4 separate regions of the Homo sapiens genome follow, and regions 2, 3 and 4 are each linked to region 1. A link is a contact called in ENCODE Hi-C or POLR2A ChIA-PET data. All regions are on one chromosome and are shown on one strand. Each heading gives the region's core, a stretch centred on a gene start or an enhancer-like site at or near the end of the contact. The rest is flanking DNA. Distances are from core to core; before and after follow the strand shown.

Region 1 (6,403 bases), core at 1,507-4,006:
ACAGTGTTGCATGAATCGCAGAGGGGGCGCTCACAGGGGTCTCCAGATGTGGCCATGCAGTGACGCTGCCCAGCCCTTACGCCCCCTCCTCAGCCCACTACTCCCTGCCCCGGGTCAGCGAGGAGATGCAGGGGGTGACCAGGGGAGGGTATGAGTGAAGATGATGAGTGGGAACAAGACACTGTGCCCCATTAGTTGAGAATGTTCTAGAGGGTATTGTGCGTTGGGAAGAGGGCGTGGGGAAGAGGGTGAGTGCTCCCAGTCCTACTGGTCCATGAAACCATTAGAAAAGCAAACCTGCCCCCACCAGGAGCCTGCTTATAAAAACAAGGAATGGCCCCAGTTCAAATATATCGTGTTCCTCTCCATTTAATAGGGAGGTTGTAAAACTTAATTATAGAACATAATTCTAAGGACATCAATGGCTTCCTGAGGCTGACAGCAGGGATCACAGACCCAAAGGCCTGCGTCATCAATGACAGAGGCAGAAATAAGATGCTCTCGGGTGAGGGGACTCCAGCCCACCACCAAGAGGCCACCCTCATGTCTTGGGGCCTGGAGCAGTCGGGGCAACAGAGGCCCAGATGCTGTATGTCTAAATGTTTAAAAGTTACCAATCAAGCAACAAGCTGATAAATAAATATTCCCCCTTGACAGTTCAACCTTCAACATGAGCTGATTCAAAGTTCACACCCGAATGGGCAGCATGCAGGGCCAAGCCAAGCTGGGCCTGCCCCATGTGTCCTCCCAGCTCTGACCCCATCCCTGGCCACTGTGTGCATGGCATTCAGGAGGTGGACCCTTCTCTATACTCTCCAAACAGCAGCCCCGGGGCACCCTTCAGGCCTATGGGTGGGCAACACCAGGGGCACAGGTTGGCCTCAGGAGGGTGAGATCCCCATGGGCCCCGGAAGTGGGCTTAGGTTATGTAGGGGAGAGAAGCCTCGGGTTCAGGTACCCAGAGTGTGGTCTAGAATTGGGTGCATGGGCTCGGGGTGGGCACCTCCTCTGCACCCTCCTCCTCATGCTTGTTTCCCAGCATACAGTGTCTTCCTCTGACCTCCTACTGGCCAAACCCTTCATGGCTCTGCAGTAGGCCCACCTCTTCCAGGAAGCCTTCCCGAAGCCCACCTGGCTGAGAGCTCCTCCAACCTTTGATGATGTTCTCCTGCATCTTGGCACTGAATCTTCTAGAGCCACGGTAGCCAACCTTTTAAAATCAGTTGAGGGCACTTAAAAAAATACATCAGTATTTTTACACCTGATTTTTACACCTGGGCCCCAGCCTTGTGCAACAGAACCTAGGGGTGGAGTCTAAGCATGGACAGTTTTTAAAGCCCCAGGCAGCCAGGGCTGAGGACCTTGGCGATGGAGCCTGTTAGTTCGCTTTCCTTGTGTATATCGTCTCTTGAGCATCTCTTCACATGGCCCAGACCTTAATAGACACTGAATAAATATTTGCTGACCCCAGTGACTAAGATTGAAAACCAGAATGCAGAACTGTTCTAGTAATAATTGAGAGACTTGTATTTCATTGGCTTTGCACTAAACCAAATGCTCAGTAACTACTAGTAAATCGAGTAAAATTAACTAGGGCACTAAATGATTATTCTAAGCTTCTTGTGAGTTTCAAGAGAATTCTTTTTGTGGCCTCACTTGTGTCCACATTATTTACTTCATCATTCATTCATTCATCCATTCATCCATCTATCTATCCATTCAGTAAACATTTCTCTGAGCCTCTATAATGTGCCAGGCTCTGAACTAAGCTGCCGGGGAAATAGAGATGAAAGCTCTGGCTACAGCTTAATGGGGAAAACAGATGTGAGCCCAAAGAATTAGAGCGTGCACCGCAGCTGCCACCCATTATTACTCTCTACTGAAAGTCACAAGCTTGGGGCTGATTCATTTTGGCACCAGTATCACCTCCGTGAACCCCTGTGGTCTAAGAGCAGCAGTATTCAAAGTGTGGTCCCCAGACCAACAGGATTGACTTCACGTGACCTAGGGACTTACAAGAAATGCAAATGGTCAGACCCTATCCCAGACTCAGAAACCCCCCAGGTGGGACCAGCAGTCTGTTTGAACAAGACCTCCCGGTCATTGTGAAGCCTGACATGTCAGCGAGCCTTTGCCTTCCAGCCATGTTTCTCAAGCTTGGCTACGCATTCAAATCATTCGAATGAGAAGCTTCCAAAAATTTGGTCCCCAGACCAATTAAATCAGGATCTCAGCTGGTTGTGGTGGCTCATTCCTGTAATCCCAGCAATTTGGGAGGCCGAGGCAGGCAGATCACTTGAAGTCAAGAGTTTGAGACCAGCCTGGCCAACAGTAGGAACCCTGTTGCTACTAAAAATACAAAAATTAGCCAGCTGTGGTGGCGCGCGCCTGTAGTCCCAGCTACTTGGGAGGCTGAGGCAGGAGAATTGGTTGGACTCAGGAGGTGGAGGTTGCTGTGATCCGAGATCACGCCACTGGACTCCTGCCTGGGCGACAGAGTGAGACTATCATCTAAAAAAAAAAATCAGGTTCTCAGGGAATAGGATCTGGGCCTCAGAACTGTTTAAGCTCTCCAGGTGAATGGAATAAAGCCCCGCCTTAGCAGGCGTGAGAATGCCAATCAAAGGCCAGGCTGACTGACAACCACCAGTGCGTCTGGGCCGCTCAGCTAGGACTCCTGCTTCTCTCAAGCCATCTTCACACGGGGGCGTTCAGAACAAGCTCTGCGTTCTATTTCCAGCTCCGAGGTTCCTCTCCCAAGCATGAACTTTGTTCAGACAAGTAGCAGAACCTGCCTTTTCAACGAACACTTGCGAAGTCGGCTCAGGAAGGAAATGTCAGTGATGCCGAAGCTGCCAACTCCGTGCTTGTTGAGTAGTGATTCTTGATCAGTCATACGGGAAGAGAGAGTAAGAGGTGAATCACATGCTGAGTGGTTTGTGCTGTGAATGTTTGCTGAGCTCTTTGGAACTCTCTGGGTATGAGTAACTCAGGCCCTTATGAATTCCTTTTGTCGTCTTAGTCTCCTGTTCTGAACTGAGTTAAATCATATATTACATTGGTAATTTATATATATTTATATATATTATTTCTTTTTTTTTTCTTTTTCAGACAGGGTCTTACTCCTCACTCCTGTTGCCCAGGCTGGAGTGCAGTGGCACAATCACGGCTCAGTGCAGCCTCCACCTCCCGGGCTCAGGTGATCCTCCCATCTCAGCCTCCCAAGTAGCTGGGACTACAGGCACATGCGCCACCACGCCAAGCTAATTTGTTGTCTTTTTTGTAGAGACAGGATTTCACAGCCCAGGCTGTCTCAAGCTCCTAAAACGATCTACCCACTCCAGCCTCCTAAAGTGCTGGGATTACAGGCGTAAGCCACCCCACCCAGCCAAATTATAATTTATCTTATGTTATGATTACATGTATTGTAATTAGCAAGTGCATAGAAAAATATAATCACAAGAGCTCTCCCTCTCCCTCTCCCACTCCCTCTCCCTCTCCGTCTCCCTCTCCCTCTCCCTCTCCCCACGGTCTCCCTCTCATGCGGAGCCGAAGCTGGACTGTACTGCTGCCATCTCGGCTCACTGCAACCTCCCTGCCTGATTCTCCTGCCTCAGCCTGCCGAGTGCCTGCGATTGCAGGCACGCGCCGCCACGCCTGACTGGTTTTGGTGGAGACCGGGTTTCGCTGTGTTGGCCGGGCCGGTCTCCAGCCCCTAACCGCGAGTGATCCGCCAACCTCGGCCTCCCGAGGTGCCGGGATTGCAGACGGAGTCTCGTTCACTCAGTGCTCAATGGTGCCCAGGCTGGAGTGCAGTGGCGTGATCTCGGCTCACTACAACCTACACCTCCCAGCCGCCTGCCTTGGCCTCCCAAAGTGCCGAGATTGCAGCCTCTGCCCGGCCGCCACCCCGTCTGGGAAGTGAGGAGTGTCTCTGCCTGGCCGCCCATCGTCGGGGATGTGAGGAGCCCCTCTGCCTGGCTGCCCAGTCTGGAAAGTGAGGAGCGTCTCCACCCGGCCGCCATCCCATCTAGGAAGTGAGGAGCGCCTCTTCCCAGCCGCCATCACATCTAGGAAGTGAGGAGCGTCTCTGCCCGGCCGCCCATCGTCTGAGATGTGGGGAGCGCCTCTGCCCCGCCGCCCCATCTGGGATGTGAGGAGTGCCTCTGCCCGGCCGAGACCCCGTCTGGGAGGTGAGGAGCGTCTCTGCCCGGCCGCCCCGTCTGAGAAGTGAGGAGACCCTCTGCCTGGCAACCACCCCGTCTGAGAAGTGAGGAGCCCCTCTGCCCGGCCAGCACCCCGTCCGGGAGGGAGGTGGGGGGGTCAGCCCCCCGCCCGGCCAGCCGCCCCGTCCGGGAGGGAGGTGGGGGGGGTCAGCCCCCCCGCCCGGCCAGCCGCCCCGTCCGGGAGGTGAGGGGCGCCTCTGCCCGGCCGCCCCTACTGGGAAGTGAGGAGCCCCTCTGCCCGGCCAGCACCCCGTCCGGGAGGGAGGTGGGGGGGTCAGCCCCCCGCCCGGCCAGCCGCCCCGTCCGGGAGGGAGGTGGGGGGGGGGTCAGCCCCCCCGCCTGGCCAGCCGCCCCATCCGGGAGGTGAGGGGCGCCTCTGCCCGGCGGCCCCTACTGGGAAGTGAGGAGCCCCTCTGCCCGGCCAGCCGCCCCGTCCGGGAGGGAGGTGGGGGGGGTCAGCCCCCCCGCCCGGCCAGCCGCCCCGTCCGGGAGGTGAGGGGCGCCTCTGCCCGGCCGCCCCTACTGGGAAGTGAGGAGCCCCTCTGCCCGGCCAGCCGCCCCGTCCGGGAGGGAGGTGGGGGGGTCAGCCCCCCCGCTCGGCCAGCCGCCCCGTCCGGGAGGGAGGTGGGGGGGGTCAGCCCCCCTGCCCGGCCAGCCGCCCCGTCCGGGAGGTGAGGGGCGCCTCTGCCCGGCCGCCCCTACTGGGAAGTGAGGAGCCCCTCTGCCCGGCCACCACCCCGTCTGGGACGTGTGCCCAACAGCTCATTGAGAACGGGCCAGGATGACAATGGCGGCTTTGTGGAATAGAAAGGCGGGAAAGGTGGGGAAAAGATTGAGAAATCGGATGGTTGCCGTGTCTGTGTAGAAAGAAGTAGACATGGGAGACTTTTCATTTTGTTCTGCACTAAGAAAAATTCCTCTGCCTTGGGATCCTGTTGATCTGTGACCTTACCCCCAACCCTGTGCTCTCTGAAACATGTGCTGTGTCCACTCAGGGTTAAATGGATTAAGGGCGGTGCAAGATGTGCTTTGTTAAACAGATGCTTGAAGGCAGCATGCTCGTTAAGAGTCATCACCAATCCCTAATCTCAAGTAATCAGGGACACAAACACTGCGGAAGGCCGCAGGGTCCTCTGCCTAGGAAAACCAGAGACCTTTGTTCACTTGTTTATCTGCTGACCTTCCCTCCACTATTGTCCCATGACCCTGCCAAATCCCCCTCTGTGAGAAACACCCAAGAATTATCAATAAAAAAATAAATTAAAAAAAAAATAATAATCACAAGAATAATTACTGTCTGTTGAATGCTTGCTATGTGTTAGGCATTATGTTAAGCACTTTACGTACATAGTCTCAATAAGCTTCAGAAAAGCCCAATGCATACGTATTACTGTATTCCCTGCTTTTTCAAGATGAGGAAACTGAGGAGAAGGAATGTGAGTAACTCACTCAAGGTCATATAGACAGAAAATGGCAGAGCCAGAGTTTGAACCTAGGTCTATCATCAAAGATTGCTCTTTTAGCCCCAACCTCTACTGCCTCATGGTAAATAGTAGCATTCCTATGTAGTAATACTGTCAAAATTATATAGTGCAATATGCAAATAATTGCTACTGGATAGTGTTTTTTCCTACATAAAATTATACATGATTTAACAAGCAATTGTACATAGTATAAACTCAGTAAATGCTGTATATGAAACAGTGTTACCATTTACAGCTACTTTTATAATATCAATTATGTATCAATTACAGTTAATTTGTATCTGTAACCAATAATGTTATTTCAACATTCCTGGAATCTTGCCTTTTTTTTTTGAGACAGGTTCTCACTCTGGCCCAAGCTGGAGTGCAGTGGCACAATCAGGGCTCACTGCAGCCTTGGCTTTCTGGGCTCAAGCCATCCTCCTGCATGAGCCCCCCAGTAGCTAGGACTGCCACCACACCTGTTTTTAGATTTTAGTGGAGATGAGGTCTCATTATGTTGCCCAGGCTGGTCTCAAACTCCTGAGCTCAAGCCATCCTCCCACCCTGGCCTCCCAAAGTGCTGGGATTATAGGCATGAGCCACCATGCCTGACCTGGAATGTTGCATTGAGAATATGTGGCATCTCTGAAACTACTAGGTGATTACTTAGATACAGCGTTAAAGGAAAAAAGCAGGATGTAAAATTATACA
Region 2 (6,403 bases), core at 1,881-4,380, 820 kb after region 1:
ACAAATGGGCGAAGGATATGAATAGACACTTCTCAAAAGAAGACATTTATGCAGCCAACAGACACATGAAAAAATGCTCATCATCACTGGTCATCAGAGAAATGCAAATCAAAACCACAATGAGATACCATCTCACACCAGTTAGAATGGCGATCATTAAAAAGTCAGGAAACAGCAGGTGCTGGAGAGGATGTGGAGAAATAGAAACACTTTTACACTGTTGGTGGGACTGTAAACCAGTTCAACCATTGTGGAAGACAGTGTGGCGATTACTCAGGGATCTAGAACTAGAAATACCATTTGACCCAGCCATCCCATTACTGGGTATATACCCAAAGGATTATAAATCATGCTGCTATAAAGACACGTGCACACGTATGTTTATTGTGGCACTATTCACAATAGCAAAGACCTGGAACCAACCCAAATGTCCAAAAATGATAGACTGGATTAAGAAAATGTGGCACATATACACCATGGAATACTATGCAGCCATAAAAAATGATGAGTTCGTGTCCTTTGTAGGGACATGGATGAAGCTGGAAACCATCATTCTCAGCAAACTATCACAAGGACAAAAAACCAAACACTGCATGTTCTCACTCATAGGTGGGAATTGAACAATGAGAACACTTGGACACAGGAAGGGGGACATCACACACTGGGGCCTGTTGTGGGGTGGGGGGAGGGGGGAGGGATAGCATTAAGAGATATACCTAATGTAAATGATGAGTTAATGGGTGCAGCACACCAACATGGCACATGTATACATATGTAACAAACCTGCACGTTATGCACATGTACCCTAGAACCTAAAGTATAATAATAAAAAATAAATAAATAAATAAAAAGAAATTAAGTTTCCTTTTTTTTTTTTTTTTTTCAGACGGAGTTTCACTCTTGTTGCCCAGGCTGGAGTGCAATGGCACGATCTCGGCTCACCGCAACCTCCGCCTCCCAGGTTCAAGCGATTCTCCTGCCTCAGCCTCCCTAGTAGCTGGGATTACAGGCATGTGCCACCACGCCCGGCTAATTTTGTATTTTTAGTAGAGACGGGGTTTCTCCATGTTGGTCAGGCTGGTCTCAAACTCCCAACCTCAGGTGATCTGCTCGCCTCAGCCTCCCAAAGTGCTGGGATTACAGGCGTGAGCCACCGTGCCCGGCTGAAATTAAGTTTTCTTAAAAAAAAAAAAAAATCAGGTGGTGGCTCATGCCTGTACTCGCAGCACTTTTGGAGGCTAAGGAAGGGGGATCACCTAAGGTCAGGAGATCGAGACCATCCTGACCAACATGGTGAAACCCCGTCTCTACGAAAAATACAAAAATTAGCTGGGCGTGGTGGCACATGCCTGTAGTCCCAGCTACTCGGGAGGCTGAAAGGCAGGAGAATTGCTTGAACCCGGGAGTTGGAGGTTGCAGTGAGCTGAGATCACGCCACTGCACTCCAGCCTGGCAACAGAGTGAGACTCCATCTGCAAAAAAAAAAAAAAAAAAAAAAAAAAAAAAAATTCAGTCTAGGCCCCTTTAAGAGCAATTGGCAGTGACTAATTTTCATGCCAAACTTCACATCCCAAAGTTGAAATTTAATAGGAATAAACGAAGGCACATACCCACATATTTTTCAAGGCTTATAAGCCTTTAATGTTGTCCTATTTTGCAAGTATTTTGACATGCTAAATACAGCATTGACAAGTTGGTTGAGGAGAGTTAACCAATGCCTAGGATTCTTTTATCGCATGGGTGTTACTTCATTAGCTGTAGTAAGTTCTGTTTAAGTCAAATTATTTAACTGAGTAGGTTCTAAGAAATAAAGGGGGCTGGGTGCAGTGGCTCACGCCTGTAATCCTAGCACTGTGGGAGTTCGAGGCGGATGGATCACTGGAGGTCAGAAGTTCAAGACCAGCCTGGCCAACATGGTGAAACCCTGTCTCTACTAAAAATACAAAATTAGCCAGGTGTGGTGGCGGGCAACTGTAGCCGCATCTACTCGGGAGGCTGAGGCAGGAGAATCACTTGAACCCGGGAGGTGGAGGTTGCAGTGAGCTGAGGTTACACTATTGCACTCCAGCCTAGGCAACAAGAGCAAAACTCCGTCTCAAAAAAAAAAAAAAGAGGCCGGGTGCGGTGGCTCACACTTGTAATCCCAGCACTTTGGGAGGCTGAGGCAGGCAGATCACGAGGTCAGGAGATTGAGACCATTCTGGCTAACGTGGTGAAACCCCGTCTCTACTAAAAAATACAAAAAAAAATTAGCCAGGCATGGTGGTGGGTGCCTGTAGTCCCAGCTACTTGGGAGGCTGAGGTGGGTGGAGCTTGAAGTGAGCCGAGATGATGCCACTGCACTCCAGCCTGGGTGACAGAGCGAGACTCCGTCTCAAAAAAAAAAAAAAAGAAAGAGAGAGAGAGGGAGGGAGAGAGAGAGAGAGAGAGAGAGAAAGAAAGAAAGAAAGAAAGAAAGAAAGAAAGAAAGAAAGAAAGAAAGAAAAGGAATGAATTTAGTTATTCTTATTCTACTATTTGATGTCCAGCTTTGCTTTGTAACACCTAAAGACAAAGAAATATTCACAGGTGATCGGGTGTAGTGGCTCACGCCTATAACCCCAGCACTTTGGGAGGCCGAGGCAGGAGGGTAACTTGAGGCCAGGAGTTCAAGACCAGCCTGGGCAACATAGTGAGATCCCACCTCTACCAAAAAAAAAATTGCTCGGTGTGGTTGCACACACCTATGGTCCCAGCTTTTCAGGAGGCTGAGGCAGGAGGATCACTCGAGCCCAGGAGCTTGAGGCAATCAGCTGTGATTGTGCCACTGCACTTCAGCCTGGGCGTCAGAGCAAGAGAAAGAAAAAAGAAAACAATATTCCTAGGTAGTTAGCATTTGTGTTTGTAAACCTAAGCATTTAAAGGTGCCTCTTAATTTCCTGTAGGCTTCAATTGTGTTACCCTCCCAGGATGATTTCTCGCCCACGAGCAAGCTCCAGCGTTTGCTGGCGGAATCTCGTCAGATGGTGACGGACCTGGAGCTGAGCACACTGCTGCCCATCAGCCATGAGAATCTCACTGGCAGTGCCACAAATGTATGCGTTTCATTTTCTCTTGACTATATTTGTCACATCCAAACACACCACTGAACACCAGTGTGCAAATATCACCGGCAGGGCGGCCTTTCTGTTAGAGGGAGAGTTTCTGTGTCTCTAGGGAGGAAAGGGAACATGCTTGTTTTAAGGAGGAAAAAGTTACACTTAGATGTCACTGGACCCAAACTTCCTCTTTCTAATGATCTGGGGCATATGAAGATAAATTCTTGGGGACTTTTTTCTTGGAGGGGGCGGGTACAGAGTTTTGCTCTTGTCGCCCAGGCTGAGGTGCAGTGGCACGATCTCAGCTCATTGCAACCTCCACCTCCCGGGTTCAAGTGATTCTCCTGCCTCAGCCTCCCAAGTAACTGGGACTAAAGGCCTACTCTACCATGCCCGGCTAATTTTTATATTTTTAGTAGAGACAGGGTTTCACCATGTTGGCCAGGCTGGTCTCAAACTCCTGATCTCCAGTGATCCACCCACCTTGGCCTCCCAAAGTGCTAGGATTACAGGCGTGAGCCACCACGGCCAGCTGGAAATGTTTTAAAAAACCAAATTTTATTATAGAAAGTTTCAAGGCCGGGCGTGGTGGCTCATGCCTGTAATCCCAGCACTTTGGGAGGCCGAGGCGGGTGGATTACCTGAGGTCAGGAGTTCAAGACCAGCCTGACTAACATGGAGAAACCCCGTCTCTACTAAAAATACAAAATTAGCCGGACATAGTGGCACATGCCTGTAATCCCAGCTACTCGGGAGGCTGAGACAGGAGAATTGCTTGAACCCCGGAGGTGGAGGTTATGGTAAGCCGAGATTGTGCCATTGCACTCCAGCCTTGGCAATGAGCAAAGCTCCACCTCAAAAAAAAAAAAAAAAAAAAAAGAGAGAGAGAAAGAAAGAAAGAAAATTTCAAATATGCACTGAAGTGGAAAGAATGGCACGGTCACTCACCTTTGACCACCATCGATTTTATCTTACCCCATCCATACACGTTTTCTTTGGAAGCATTTTAGCTCAGCATCATATCATGTCACTCATAAATATTTCATGATCATGATGTCTCTCTAACAGATATGGACTTTTAATTTTTTTTTTTTTTTTTTTGAGACTGAGTTTTGCTCTTGTTGCCCAGGCTGGGGTGCAATGGCACGATCTCAGCTCACTGCAATTCTCTGCCTCCTGGGTTCAAGCAATTCTCCTGTTTCAGCCTCCCAAGTAGCTGAGATTACAGGCACCTGCCACCATGCCTCACTAATTTTTGCATTTTTATTAGAGACGGGGTTTCACCATGTTGACCAGGCTGGTCTCGAACTCCTGACCTCAAGTGATCCACCTGCCTTGGCCTCCCAAAGTGTTGGGATTACAAGCATGAGCCACCCTGCCCGGCCTAATTTTAATTTTGTGTATTTATTTATTTTTGAGACAGCATCTTCCTCTGTTGCCCAGGCTGGAGTGCAGTAGCTATTCGCAGGCGTGATCACAGCTCACTGCAGCCTCAAATTCCTGGGCTCAAGCAATCCTCCCACCTCAGTCTCCCAAGTAGCTGGGACCACAGGCACGCACTGCCATGCCCACTCTGTTTGCCAGGCTGCTTGAACTCCCGGCCTCAAGTAATCCTCCTGCCTCAGCCTCCCAAAGTGTTGGGACTATCAGCATGAGCCACCATGCTCAGCTTATTTATTTGTTTTTTAGAGACAGTCTTGCTCTGTCACCCAGGCTGGAATGCAGGGCCAACTTGAACCTCCAACTCCCAGGCTCAAGTGATCTTCCCACCTCAGCCTCCTGAGTAGCTGGGATTACACGTACACGAAACCACACCCAGCTGATGTTTTTATTTTTTGTAGAAACAGGGTCCCACAATGTTGCCCAGGCTGGTCTCAAACTCTTGGGTTCAAGCAATCCTCCTGCCTCAGCCTCCCAAAGTGCTGGGATTATAGGCGTGAGCCGCTGTGCCTGGCCTGGCTTTTCTTAACAGTGTCTTTTAAAAAGCGAAATTTAAAATTTTGATTACTTCCAACTTAACAGGTTTTTTTTTTTCTTTTTTGAGACGGAGTCTCGCTCTGTCGCCCAGGCCTTGGTGCCAGTGGCGCGATCTCGGCTCACTGCAAGCTCCGCCTCCCGGGTTCACGCCATTCTCCTGCCTCAGCCTCCCGAGTAGCTGGGACTACAGGCGCCCGCCACCACACCCGGCTAATTTTTTGCATTTTTTGGTAGAGACGGGCTTTCACCGTGTTAGCCAGGATGGTCTCCATCTCCTGACCTTGTGATCCGCCCGCCTCAGCCTCCCAAAATGCTGGGATTACAGACGTGAGCCACCACACCCAGCCTATTCTAGTAGTTTTTTTGTAGATTCCTTAGGATTTTCTACACAATCATGTCATTCATGAATAGAGACAGTTTTATTCCTTTTTCCAATATTTATGCCTTATTTCATTTTCTTCCCTTACTGCTCTGGCTAGGACCTCCAGATGAGTGTTGAATAGAAGCAGGGGAGCAAACATCTTTGCCTTATTTCACGAAATGCTCTCTGATGGCAATTCTTGCTTAGTCCTTCAGATTGGTATTTTGTTAGATTCAGAGTTCCCTGGAGCAGTTTCTATGTGCCGCGAATAGATCCAAAACTAGAACATTAATCATTTTAGAATCAAGATGCTCACTGCCATGAGCCTAAACAGGTAGTTGCAGAGATTACCTTAAAGCAGAACAGGATCCAAAACTAGAAATTTTTCAAAGTATACCATGTGTGCCATATAAACTTTTCAAAGTGGAAACCGTGATGGACTCTGGTGTTTCCTAGGAAGATTTCTTCTTCACAAGCTGTCTCTGAGGCATTAGTGAAGCGTTGCATTTATATTGGGGCAGAGGAAGGTTTTTAATGACAAAACTATTTTGGTGCTTAGCTATCCCTTTAAATGTATGCAGTGAGGCTGCTTCTTCCCCTGTGTCTGGGGAGAACCTTTATGACTTTTCTAGTCATTCTTTGGCAGCTATTTCTTTAAAATACATTTTTTTAATTGAGATATAGGCCAGCCATGGTGGCTAATGCCTGTAATCCCAGCACTTTGGGAGGCCAAAGCAGATGGATCACTTGAGCCAAGGAGTTTGAGACCACTCTGGGCAACATTGAAAAACCCCACCTCTACAAAATAAAAAATTTTTTTTAATTAGCTGGACACACTGCCATGCACCAGTAGTTCCAGCAACTCAGGAGGCTGAGGTAGGAGGATCACTTGATCCTGGGAGGTCAAGACTGTGGTGAGCCATGATCTTGCCACTGCATTCCAGCCTGGGTGACAGAGTGAGACCCTATATCAAAAAGAGAGACAGAA
Region 3 (6,403 bases), core at 985-3,484, 720 kb after region 1:
AGACACAGGTGTAATTTCTGCTTAGTTGTTTCATGATGTAGCTCAGTGTCTGTGTCTCTTTCTTACTTTGCAGTGTGGAGTAGTTTTCTACCAGGACAAAGTTAACAACCCATAAAGGTCTCTGCTTAAGTAAGAAGTCCATTTCTGTGAACCATAACCCAGATATAGCAACGCCAGACTGTCTCCTATCAAAATTTATTGAAATGGTAGATTTTTGGTAAGTACAGAAACACAAGCGAAGGAACCAGGAGGAACGTGCACCCCTCTACCCGTGGGGCAGAGGCACGTTTCCCTTTTAATGGTAAAAGCAAACAGGTGGGAAACAGCTTTCTATCCTGAAGCCGTTTTAACTGTTCAACCCTTAGATTACTATAAACAAGAGAGGAATGGATTGCATTAGTCGCTGGTTGAAAGCAGCAATGCCATTTCCTTTCCCATAATAACACTGTTTAGCTCAGTCCCTTCTGGGGCTAATCCCCTATTACACCCACCGGAAACACAGATACTAACCAAAGCATGTGAGTCTCTTCCCTGAGTCCATTTCTGCTAAAGATTGTCTGAAAGATGAATTGGTCCACGGAAGCCAGGTGACCTACTGGCTTGTTTAATGATGCCTGGGCTTCCTCCAGGAACAACACAATTCCCTCCAATCTCAGCTCTCCTTATCCCTGCTAGAGCTCACAAGCAGGCTAGATATCACCCCAGGAGCTGAGCCCCCTCCAGTCTGAGGCAGATGTGGGAAGAAGGCCAACAAGTCACAAGTAGATCTCTGGCTCCAACTCTGCTCAGCAGAAACGCCTACAATTTGCCCATCTTCAGTCCTGCGAGCGTCAGAGATGAAGCAAGTTTCAGATGCCTAGAAGCTTTACTCTCTGTTCCTCCAGGATTCCTGCGGTCACACCTTGCAACCAGTCTCCCACTCATCTGCCACAGTTTCCCTAAATCAGATTCTCTGAATCTGGAAGTTCCAGGAAATCTTAGGCCGAGTCCAGTGACATTACTCGATGCAACAGCCCAACTGTTTCTCCAGAGATGCTGGTTCTTGGTGACAATGTCCCTTCTTGGAATGGTTATTTGAGGTTGGGCCCAGATAAGAGGGGCTCCATGGCTCACCGGAGTTGGCGATTAACGCCTCTGGAGCGCCTCTGGTTTTGTTGGGGTCCCCTGTGAGCTCGACGCTCGTGCTGCGGTTATTATCTGGCTCACCTGTTATCTTCCTCTGGAGGCAGCGGTTGATCAAAGTGGAGAAGAAGTTGGGAAAGGATGGGCTGGAGAAGTAGTACACCACGGGGTCCAGCATGCTGTTCATGTAGGTGAAGCTGAGAGTGATAAAGAACGCCAGGTCCACCGAGCGGTACACTTCACAATTCTGCGTGCCCGAAGTGTGCAGGAGCCAGAAGATGTGGATCCGCACAACCACGCTGGGAAGGAAGCAGATGACAAAGACGATGGCCACCACCATGATGAAGGTGATGGCTCTCTTGATCTTGGCATGCCGGTCCATTTGTCTCTGCCGCAGGCTCCAGATAATTCTGGCTGAGCAGAACAGGATGATGCCCAGGGGCAGGAAGAACTCCAGGAGGAACATAGCTTCGTGCCACCGGAAGGTATGGCAGATGCTGAAGCTGATGCACACATTTGCAGTGCCATTCTGGATCAGCAACTTCTTCTTCAGGAGGTGGACTGTTAGGCCAACAGTGATGCCCCACAGAAGGCAAGAGATGATGGCTGCTGTCCAATTGGAGATCTTGTTCAGGGCGTGGTGGGGATGGACCACCCGGAAATACCTGTCTACCGCCACCACCGTGAGGAATATGATGCTGCCCTGGCGGTTCATGGCAAACATGAAGAGCACCAGCCGGCAAGGGATGTCCCCAAACTTCCAGTCTGAACGCCGCACATAGTAGTCCATCACGAACGGCAGGCAGATGATCAGTAGAAAGTCAGCTACTGCCAGGTTGAACAGGAAAATCCGGCTGGATTTCCAGGACTTGAGGTGGAAACAGAAAATCCACAGGGCAAGGCCATTGCCCAGAAGCCCAAAGATAAACTCCAGCCCCAACACCGGCGGCAACACCTTGGCAATGAAGTCATCTCGGAACACACAGCAGTTCTTCTTGTCTATTTCCAGAAAGTGATCCTGCAGATGGTGCCGATTCATGAGTGCAGCTAGTGAGTCCGATGGAGCGCCTCGCCTAGTGAATGCTCCAGCAAAGTGGCGTGTGTCTGTATGGTGAACGTGTGGTTCCGTGCCTGCCTTTATGTCATGTCAGGGTGTTGAAATAGATGACTGAATGGTTATCAGGAAACTACGAAATCTCTAAAAAAAAAAAAAAAAAAGCCAGCAAGGCTCTTATGCAACCTGCTGTTTGCATAAACAAATAATAAAAATCCCCTGGGCATACAGGAACCCACCAAATGTCTTAAATGTAAAGGATAAGTTTAGGCAAGCTGACTGTCATTCGAAAATCAGTGAAACATGAAGGACATCCCTTTGGAAGGCTGGGTGCTTGTATGCCAACTGAGTACTCAACGTTGCAGAATTAATTCACCGTCATCTGCTTGGCTGACATAATTAACAAAACAACAACAATAGCAATAATAATTTTTGGTGCCAAACAGTGAGGTTTTCCAGAAACACTAAGAATTAGCATGAAAAATTAACAGGCATATGACATAAACAGTAGCAGGCATATGATTTCTTTTGGAAATGCTGAGAAGACAGTAGTTGCCTGTTTGATGAGGACAGACTGGTTGAATTTGACCACTTTTCCTATGCTACCTTTCTGTACAAACATGGAGTGCTTTTCCATATCAGAACTCTGCCATTCATCTCCAGTTAGGAAAAAAAAAAAAGCCTGCTGGAGAGTGTAATATTTCATAAGATGTTTGAAAACTTGAGCCCAGTTTCAGTGGCATGTTAAAATAAGTTGGGTTTTTTGTTTGTTTATATTAGATTTTGATATGCTTCTGTGCTCAAGTGATTTAAGTATGTGATTTCTTTTTTTTGCAAACTTTGAATTAATGAGAAAAGGATTCATGAGGCTAGTTGTAAGCTGTAGCAAATCGGGTGTACTTTGTGCTACAAATTTGTTTTTCTGTGTCGCTCTGCATGAAGAGGGGTACCTTAGGATAGAGCATGGGGTTAGTACCCCATAAGCTGTCTGTTCTAGACAGCCCAGGAAACTGGTCAGTAAGAAAGTTGGTTGCAGGTCCCTGAAACAAACAAAAAACTGGATGAGGTCTCTAACTTGTTTTATGTCCTTGGGACCTTAGGATGTGATTTTTTTTTTTTGAGACAGAGTCTCACTCTGTCACCCAGGCTGGAGAACGGTGGAACAATCTCAGCTCACTGCAACCTCCGCCTCCCAGGTTCAAGCAATTCTTCTGCCTCAGCCTCCTGAGTATCTGGGACTACAGGCGTGCGCCACCACGCCCAGCTAATTTTTTGTATTTTTAGTAAAGACGAGGTTTCACTGTGTTGGCCAGGCTGGTCTCGAACTCCTGACCTTGTGATCCACCCGCCTCGGTCTCCCAAAGTGCTGTGATTACAGGCGTGAGCCACTGCGCCTGGCCGTGATTTTTTTTTTTTAATGAACTTTATTTTTTAGGGCAGTTTTAGATTCACAGCAAAATTGAGCAGAAAGTACGGACGGTCCTGTGCACTCTGTCTCCACACACGCAAAACCTCCCCCACTAAGTATGTGATATTTTTAAAGCCCCCATTTTTGTAAAATTAAACTTAGAGTGACAGGACCTAAGAGGACATGGAACCCTGCCTTGTAGCGGGACACCATTGCACACATTGTTTCTCTGCTTGTCAGTGCGATTGGGTGTCATCCTATAGAATGTTTTCTCCCTTTAATATTTTGGTCTTATGAATTCTTCCATGCAGGAGACTTCTAAACTATGTTGCTTCTACTTTGAGTTATATAATGTAAATTTCTTCCTTTTTTTTTTTTTTTCTTTTGAGATGGAGTTTCACTCTATCGCCCAGGCTGGAGTGCAGTGGCTCACTGCAACCTCTGCCTCCTGGGTTCCAGTCATTCTCCTGCCTCAGCCTCCCAAGTAGCTGAGACTACAGGTGCCCGCCACCGTGCCTGGCTAATTTTTGTATTTTTTAATAGAGATGGATTTCACCATTTTGGCCAGGCTGGTCTTGAACTCCTGACTTCAAGTGATCCTCCCGCCTTGGCATCCCAAAGTGCTGGGCTTACAGGTGTGAACCATCACTGCCGGCCATAAGATGTCAATTTATTTCTTTAGCTGCAAACGCAGGTTCAATAATAGGAGCTTATAGAGTCTTCAAGTAAACTAGAGTTAGGATGACCTAATATTAGGTTCCCATAGAACTACAAGTACTTGATGATGATCCAGGTGAGATGAAGACAATGATGAAGATGATGGTGGCACCTACATTATAGAGAGCTTCCCATGTGCTGGAACCCATACTCAGTGCTTTTTTTTTTTTGAGACAAAGTCTCGCTCTCGCCTCACTGCAAGCCCCGCCTCCTGGGTTCACGCCATGCTGCCTCAGCCTCCCGAGTAGCTGGGACTACAGGCACCCGCCACCACGCCTAGCTAATTTTTTGTATTTTTAGTAGAGATGGGGTTTCACCATGTTAGCCAGGAGCTCAGTGCTTTTATAGTTGCTTGTTTCACTCTGACTGTAGCCCATGTGGAAGGTATTATTATTGATTCTGATTTCAAATGAGGAAAGTGAAGCTCAGAGAGGATAAAATATTCAGGGCCACCCAGCTCATAAGAGCAGAGCATGGCCGGGCGCGGTGGCTCACGCCTGTAATCCCAACACTTTGGGAGGCCGAGACGGGAGGATCACAAGGTCAGGAGATCCAGACCATCTTGGCCAATATGGTGAAACCCCGTCTCTACTAAAGTATACAAAAATTAGCTGGGCGTGGTGGCGGGCGCCTGTAATCCCAGCCACTTGGGAGGCTGAGGCAGGAGAATCGCTTGAACCAGGGAGTTGGAGGTTGCAGTGAACCAAGATTGTGCCACTGCACTGCAGCCTGGGTGACAGAGCGAGACTCCACCAAACAAACAAACAAACAAACAAAAAAACCCGGGCACAGTGGCTCACGCCTGTAATCCCAGCACTTTGGGAGGCTGAGGTGGGCGGATCACGAGGTCAGGAGTTTGATACCAGCCTGGTCAACATGGTGAAATCAGATCTCTACTAAAAATACAAAATTTAGCTGGGTGTGGTGGCGCGTGCCTGTAATCCCAGCTACTCAGTAGCGGAGGCAGGAGAACTGCTTGAACTGGGACCCAGGAGGCGGAGGTTGCGGTGAGCTGAGATGACGCCATTGCACTACAGCCTGGGCAACAAGAGTGAAACTCTGTTTAGAAAAAAAAAAAAAAAAAACAGAGGCCAGGCGCCGTGGCTCACGCCTGTAATCCAAGCACTTTGGGAGGCTGAGGCGGGCGGATCACGAGGTCAGGAGATCGAGACCATCCTGGCTAACACGGTGAAACCCTGTCTCTACTAAAAATACAAAAACAAAAAATTAGCCAGGCGTCGTGGCGGGCACCTGTAGTCCCAGCTACTTGGGAGGCTGAGGCAGGGGAATGGCATGAACCAGGGAGGCGGAGCTTGCAGTGAGCCTAGATCGTGCCAATGCACTCCAGCCTGGGTGACAGAGTGAGATCCTGTCTCAAAACTAAAAGAAAAAAAACAGCTGAGCTTGGATTTGAATCTGGCAGTGACTTCAAAGCCTGTGTCCCTAACCATCATGCTCACTGCCTCTTACTATGTTATTGCCTTGTCTGTAAGGTTGAAGATCTTGCTCAGGGCATGGTGGGGATGGAGGTCATGCTGTTCAGGCTTTAGTGAAATAATTGGTATTTGTTTCTTGTTCTTGCTGCCTGTGAATACCATGCTTCCTTCTTGGATGTATGTGGACACTTGTCAACAACATTCATAAAGTAATCCTAAGGGCCTTTATTAACTAAGAGTCAGAGAAGTCAGCAGTATTTATTTCTAGAAGCTGAAATTTGCAAGGGACTCTCCCTTTCTAAGTTTCACAATTTCATAATATTTTGTGTGTGTGTTTTTTTTTAAACAATAGTCATGGATAAAATTAGAAAAAAACAACCACAGGCCAGGCCTGGTGACTCACCCTTGTAATCCCAGCACTTCGGGAGGCCGAGGCAGGCAGATCATGAGGTCAGGAGTTCAGGACCAGCCTGGCCAATATGGTGAAACCTAGTCTCTACTAAAAATACAAAAATTAGCCGGGTGTGGTGGCAGGCACCTGTAGTCCCAGCTACTCAGGAGGCTGAGGCAGGTAGAATCGCTTGAACCCGGGAGGCGGAGGTTGCCGTGAGCCAAGATCACACCACTGCACTCCAGCCTGGGCAACAGAGTGAGAATCCATGTCAA
Region 4 (6,403 bases), core at 1,617-4,116, 650 kb after region 1:
GTGCCCTGCTGCTCAAACCTCTAGAAGAGCATACAGACGGGCAGGCTGTGGGACTCCAACCCCACGGCAGCGTCTAGGGGTGAGTGTTTATAGCTGAAGCCCCAGTGGGCGTGTGTTACAGTGTGCTCTTTTAGTTTAGCCATCTATAGGCGGCTTGTGTTAACAAGCTGAATTAGGCCCCCTTATCACAAGGACAGAGGGATTTCTGTATCCCGGGGTTTCTTGCCTTGGTGTACTGGAAGAATCGGATCACACTGGGCTTGGCGAATGAGAGTGCAAGGTTTTATTGATAAGTAGCTCTCAGCAGATAGGGGAGCCAGAAAGGAGATGGTTTTCTTCGGGAGTCGGGCGGCTTCTTCGCAGCCCGGGCTCTCCTCCGACTGCCCAGGCCAAACTCCGCCTCATTCCCCCAGTCAATGGCCTGATGGCCTGTAGGCATGCCAGTGTCTGACTATGTGCTCTTCCGCCAGCGTGCTACCCTCGATGTCCTCTCGATGTCCAGCCACCTGTGTCTGCCTGCTAGGGTCTCGGGGTTTTATTTTATTTTATTTTATTTTGAGATGGAGTCTCGCTCTGTCGCCCAGGCTGGAGTGCAGTGGCGCGATCTCGGCTCACTGCAGGCTCCGCCTCCCGGGTTCAAGTCATTCTCCTGCCTCAGCCTCCTGAGTAGCTGGGACTACAGGCGCCCGCCACCACGCCCGGCTAATTTTTTATTTTTGTATTTTTAGTAGAGACGGGGTTTCACCGTGTTAGCCAGGATGGTCTTGATCTCCTGACCTCGTGATCCGTCCGCCTCAGCCTCCCAAAGTGCTGGGATTACAGGCATGAGCCACAGCGCCTGGCCGGTCTCGGGTTTTTATAGGCACAGGATGGGGGCATGGGGGGCCAGAGTAGTCATGGGAAATGCAACATTTGGGCGCGGAAGGCAGGAGTGCCTGTCCTTACCTAGGTCCGTAGGGGTGGAGCCCTAGCCAGTTACCACACCCTCCTTTACCCAGCATTTCCCTTCCCCCCTTCCATATCATTTAAAGGGACCACGCTCTTCCCCTCCCAGCACTCCCATATCAGTGCAACCACTATGGAGAAGTTTGGAGGTTCTTTAACAAACTTAAAATAGAGCTACCATATGATCCAGCAATCCCACTACTGAGTGTATACCTAGAAGAAAGGAAATCAGTATATGGAAGAGATAGCTGCACTCCATGTTTATTGCAGCCCTATTCACAATAGCTAAGACTTGAAGAGACCTAAGTGTCCATCAACAGATAAAGAAAATATGCTACATATACACAATGGAGTACTATTCAGCCATAAAAAAGAATAAGGTCCTGTCATTTGCAACAGCATGGATGAAACTGGAGGTCATTCTGTTAAATGAAATAAGCCAGGTACAGAAAGACAAACTTCACAAGCTCTCACTTATTTGTGAGAGCTAAAAATTGAAACAATCGAACTCATGGAGATAGAGAGTAGGATGGTTACTAGAGGCTGGGAAGGGTAGTGGAGTTGGGGGAGGAGGGGGACGTGGGGATGGCTAATGGGTACAGAAAATAGAAAGAATGGGCGGGGCACGGTGGCTCATGCCTGTAATCCCAGCACTTCAGGAGGCCGAGGCGGGTGGATCACCTGAGGTCAGGGGTTCAAGACCAGCCTGGCTAACATGGTGAAACCCCGTTTCTACTAAAAATACAAACAATTAGCTGAGCGTGGGGGCACGTGCCTGTAATCCCAGCTACTCGGGAGACTGAGGCAGGAGAATCGCTTGAACCCAGGAGGCAGAGGTTGCAGTGAGCTGAGATCACGCCATTGCACTCCAGCTTGGGCAACAAGAGTGAAACTCCGTCTCAAAAATAATAATAATAATAATAATAAAATAGAAAGAATGAATAAGACCTGGTATTGATAGCACAACAGAGTGACTATAGTCAACATAATTTAATTGTACATTTTAAAATAACTAAAAGAGTATAACTGAATTGTTTGTAACCCAAAGGATAAATGTTTAAGGTGATGGACACCCCATTCACCCTGATGAGATTATTACGCATGGCATGCCTGTGTCAAAATATCTCATGTATCCCATAAATATATACACCTACTATGTACCTAAAAGTTAAAAATTAAAAATTAACAACAAAAGGCTGGCACGGTGGCTCACAGCTATAATCCCAGCACTTTGGGAGGCTGAGGCAGGTGGATCACTTCAGGTCAGGAGTTTGAGACCAGCCTGGCCAACATGGTGAAACCCCATCTGTACTAAAAATACAAAAATTAGCTGGGCGTGGTGGCGCGTGCCTGTAATCCCAGCTACTGGGGAGGCTGAGGCAGGAGAATTGTTTGAACCTGGGAGGCGGAGATTGCAGTGAGCCAAGATTGCACCATTGCACTCCAACCTGGGCAACAGAGCAAGACTGTCTCAAAAATAAATAAATAAACAAAAATACAAATTAACAACAAAAAAAAAGACTCTCTGGTCAGACTTTTTCACTCCCTGTCTTGTATCCGGGATACAATTCTCTGCACGTTTCATGCTGTTTCAAGTCTTTGCTCCCCTTCCCTCTTTGCCTAACTAACTCCCACTCCCTCTTTATGACATGATAGTTACTTAATATCCAAGTTCCTGGAATTGCTTGAAACTGTCTCATTTAATATGAATATACATATATGTAGGAAGCATTAGGACATTCCTTATATTCAAAGAGCTAATGTAATGAATCAGGAGGAAATGTTATTACCTCAAAACCAAATGATTGTCAACTCATGTTTTCTGATGTTATTTAGGTAGGCTTGGTAACTTGGTTATATCTTAAAAGGGTACATTACTCATAACCCACATTATATTTCATACCTCAAAAGAAGAAGTGGTAATTTACAAAACTTCATCCCTCCCCCTTCCCCGTGGTGCCATGTGCTTGGCAGTTGGTGTTTTGGTCAGATCTAAGAAAAGTTTCATCATCAAGCAGTATGAACACATGTGCCGGTGAATCTCTGTCTCCCTTTTTTTTAATGACTCATAACCGGCCACAGGGTACCACATTTAGGGTGACAGCTCTACCATTCACGAGTTTGGCATGTAAACACAAGATCCCCACGTGCAGATCTATTGATGGGTGGTCTTTTCTCAGAAAGGTACATTCTTCTGGCTCGGTCTAGATTACCGGTGGGATTTTTCTATGTTTCATTTTTACTTCTGTGCTTTCGGAAGGACAAAGGGAAGCTGACAGCGAGGGTGAAATGAAAACGTAAGTGATAAGGGTTGTAAGAAACAATGAAAAAGATGTTTTTTGTTGGCTTTTTTTTTTTTTTGGAGATGGAGTCTCACTCTGTCCCCCAGGCTGGAGTGCAATGGCGTGATCTTGGCTCACTGCAACCTCCACCTCCCGGGTTCAAGCGATTCTCCTGCCTCAGCCTCCCAAGTAGCTGGAATTACAGGCATGTGCCACCACACACGGCTAATTTTTAGTAGAGACAGGGTTTCGCCATGTTGGCCAGGCTGTTCTTTAACTCCTGACCTCAAGTGATCCACCTGCTCTTGGCCTCCCAAAGTGCTGGGATTACAGGTGTCAGCCACCATGCCTCGCCAAAACAACAGAAGTTTATTTTCTCATAGTTCTGGAGGCCAGAAGTCAGCAATCAAGCTGCCAGCAGATCCACACTCTCTCCAAAGTCTCTAGGGGAGGATCCTTCTCTGTCTTTTCCAGGCATCCCCTGGCTCATGGCCACGTCACTCCAATCACTGCTTCTGTCTTCATGTGGACTTCTTCTCTGTCTGGCCTCTTCTGTCTCTTCTAAGGACACTGTCATTGCCCACCCTAATCCTATATGATCTCATCTTGATCCTTATCTTAATTCCATCTGCAAAGACCCCATTTCCAAATAAGGTCACCTTCTGAGGTTCCCGGAAGACATGAATTTAGCAGAGGGCACTCTTCAACCTTCAACCTACTACAACCTCCTTTCTCAATTTCCACTGCTTCTGCCTTTGGGTGAAGTATAGAATCCTTTAAATAACAGTGTGCTTTCTGTGTAGTTATTGATTAGAAATAATCTGGCCAGACACAGTCGCCCACGCCTGTAATCCCAGCACTTTGGGAAGCCAAGGTGGGAAGATTATGCGAGCCCAGGAGTTTAAGACCAGCCTGGGCAATATAATGATACCCCATCTCTAATAACAATGATGATGATAATAATAATAAATAGAAGTAATAATCATAAGTTTTACTGAAGTCAACTAACATACAGAAAAATACAGAAATTATAATAGACTTTCATGAAGTCATCATGCCCGTGTGACAACACTCAGATCAGGTAACAGAACATTCCCAGTATAGATTAGGAATCATATTATTTCCATGTTTTAGTTTTTAAAAATTATAGTAAAATAGGCCGGGCACGGTGGCTCACACCTGTAATTAATCCCAGCACTTTGGGAGGCCAAGGCAGGTGGATCACCTGAGGTCAGGAGTTCGAGACCAGCCTGGCCAACATGGCAAAACCCCGTCTCTACTAAAAATACAAAAATTAGCTGGGCATGGTGGCACATGTCTGTAATCCCAGCTACTAGGGAGGCTGAGGCAGGAGGATTGCTTGAACCTGGAGGCTGAGGTTGCAGTGAGCCGAGATTGTGCCACTGCATTCCAGCCTGGGCGAAAGAGTGAGACTGTCTCAAAAACAAAACTTATAGTAAAGTATACATAAAATTTGCCGTCTTAATAACTTCTAAGTGTTCAGTCCAGTGGCATTAAATACATTTATTTTCTTATACAATCATCACTACCATCCATCTCCAGTTCGATCTTGTGAAACTGAAACTTTGGACCCATTAAACACTGACTCCCCATTCTTCCTCACCCCAGCTCCCGGCAACCACCATCCTACTTTCTGTCTCTGGATTCAACTAATCTAAGGACCTCGTATAAGGGGAATCATGCAAGATTCGTCCTTTTGTGACTGGCTTATTTCACTCAGCATAATGTCCTCAATGATCATTCATGTTTGCAGTGTGAGCCAAAATGTCCTTCCCTTTCAATTTTGTTTATTTTATTTGTTTTTTCTGAGAGAAACTCACTCTGTTGCCCAGGCTGGAGTGCAGTGATGTGATCTCAGCTCGCTGTAGCCTTGACCTCTCAAGCTCAAGAGATCCTCCCACCTGAGCCTCCCAAGTAACTGGGGCCACAGGTGCACACCAGCATGCCTGGCTAATTTTCACATTTTTTTTGTAGAGACAGGTTTTTGCCATGTTGCCCAGGCTGGTCTCGAACTCCTGGACTCAAGCGATCTGCCTGCTTTAGTCTCCCAAAGTGCTAGGATTACAGCCACTGCACCTGGCCAGAATGTCCTTCCTTTTCTTTTCTTTCTTTCTTCCTTTTTTTTTTTTTGGAGACGGTGTTTCACTCTTATTGCCCAGGCTGGAGTGCAGTGGCATGATCTCGGCTCACTGCAACCTCTGCCTCCCGGGTTCACGTGATTCTCCTGCCTCAGCCTCCTGAGTAGCTGGGATTACAGGCATGCGCCACCACACCTGGCTAATTTTGTATTTTTAGTAGAGACGGGGTTTCTCCAAGTTGGTCAGGCTGGTCTTGAACTCCCGACCTCAGGTGATCCACCCGCCTTGGCCTCCCAAAATGCTGGGATTACAAGCGTGAGCCACCACGCCCAGCCGTCCTTCCTTTTCAAGGCTGAATAATACAGAAACCGTAGTTTTTTGAAAGGTGATCAAAACCTCCTTTGGATTTTTATGGGTAAGTCTTTAATAATTTTCATCCCTGAATATAATTAATAAACAACATGTGCTTTTATTTCCTTCCTGGTAACACACAGAACAATAATTAAAAATTTCCTTTTATTTATTTAATAAAGACAGTGTCTTCCTATGTTGCCCAGGCTGGTCTCAAACTACTGGGCTCAGTCTTAAAGTGCTGGGATTACAGGCATGAGCCACCGTGCCTGGCCAACAATCTGTGTTTCTTTAGTGTTTTCTTCCTTGATAGTCAAAGATGTTAGTTGTTTAGGTTTTTAAACGAGAACCTAGCCCTCTGCCTGGGGCCTTGAGGTTTTAGCAATGTTACTCAATCTCGTGTACTTTTTTTTTTTTGAGATGAAGTCTCCCTCTGTCGCCCAGGCTGGAGTGCAGTCGTGTGATCTCAGGCCCAATCGCAGCTCACTACAACCTCCGCCTCCTGGGTTCAAACGATTCTCCTGCCTCAGCCTCCTGAGTAGCTGGGATTACAGGCGCACACCACCACACCCAGCTAATTTTTTTGTATTTTTAGTAGAGACGGGGTTTCACCATGTTGGCCAGTCTGGTTTCGTGCCTGGCCAGTCTCATGTACATTTTAATTATCCCTGAATCTATAGAAAAGCTACAGAATCAACAGGTTTCCAAAGTGGATGCGAGCAGCTG

The links. A loop is a pair of places that touch in the nucleus more often than their neighbours do. ChIA-PET counts read pairs that join two places held with the same protein, here RNA polymerase II (POLR2A). Pooled maps may share reads with other maps.
Region 2: a loop to region 1 is called in a map with no recorded cell type, with 6 times the contacts of the local background. The contact joins two enhancer-like sites. A Hi-C loop is called at or near these places in 2 of 37 single-sample maps with no recorded cell type and 2 of 50 pooled maps. POLR2A ChIA-PET finds 5 or more read pairs at or near these places in 1 of 52 experiments (PC-9).
Region 3: a map of transverse colon shows a loop between it and region 1 (11-fold over the local background). The contact joins the promoter of HCAR3 here to the enhancer-like site in region 1. A Hi-C loop is called at or near these places in 1 of 168 maps with a recorded cell type or tissue (transverse colon), 3 of 37 single-sample maps with no recorded cell type and 5 of 50 pooled maps.
Region 4: a pooled map shows a loop between it and region 1 (10-fold over the local background). The contact joins two enhancer-like sites. A Hi-C loop is called at or near these places in 2 of 37 single-sample maps with no recorded cell type and 3 of 50 pooled maps. POLR2A ChIA-PET finds 5 or more read pairs at or near these places in 1 of 52 experiments (activated T-cell).

Annotation. Positions count from the first base shown.
Region 1 is chr12:121,989,480-121,995,882 of GRCh38, forward strand. All of the region lies in intron 19 of CFAP251 (cilia and flagella associated protein 251), which reads left to right. Among named protein-coding and RNA genes, the nearest start is that of BCL7A, 29 kb to the right of the region's middle. RefSeq lists enhancers at 1,556-1,605, 2,688-2,787 and a silencer at 5,544-5,838. Within about 2 kb of position 2,757, at least 13 of the 41 ENCODE cell types and tissues checked have a DNase peak (open chromatin) inside an H3K27ac peak, as active enhancers do.
Region 2 is chr12:122,810,346-122,816,748 of GRCh38, forward strand. It overlaps CCDC62 (coiled-coil domain containing 62), which reads left to right. Exons shown (of 13, transcript NM_201435.5): 11 at 2,925-3,074. Among named protein-coding and RNA genes, the nearest start is that of HIP1R, 22 kb to the right of the region's middle. RefSeq lists a silencer at 1,892-2,067 and an enhancer at 3,253-3,332. Within about 2 kb of position 3,131, at least 2 of the 41 ENCODE cell types and tissues checked have a DNase peak (open chromatin) inside an H3K27ac peak, as active enhancers do.
Region 3 is chr12:122,714,577-122,720,979 of GRCh38, forward strand. It overlaps HCAR3 (hydroxycarboxylic acid receptor 3), which reads right to left and starts at 2,235. Exons shown (of 1, transcript NM_006018.3): 1 at 180-2,235. The coding sequence starts at 2,161. The coding sequence ends at 998.
Region 4 is chr12:122,644,070-122,650,472 of GRCh38, forward strand. No RefSeq gene overlaps it. Among named protein-coding and RNA genes, the nearest start is that of MIR9902-1, 49 kb to the right of the region's middle. RefSeq lists enhancers at 3,074-3,143, 3,234-3,293. Within about 2 kb of position 2,867, at least 3 of the 41 ENCODE cell types and tissues checked have a DNase peak (open chromatin) inside an H3K27ac peak, as active enhancers do.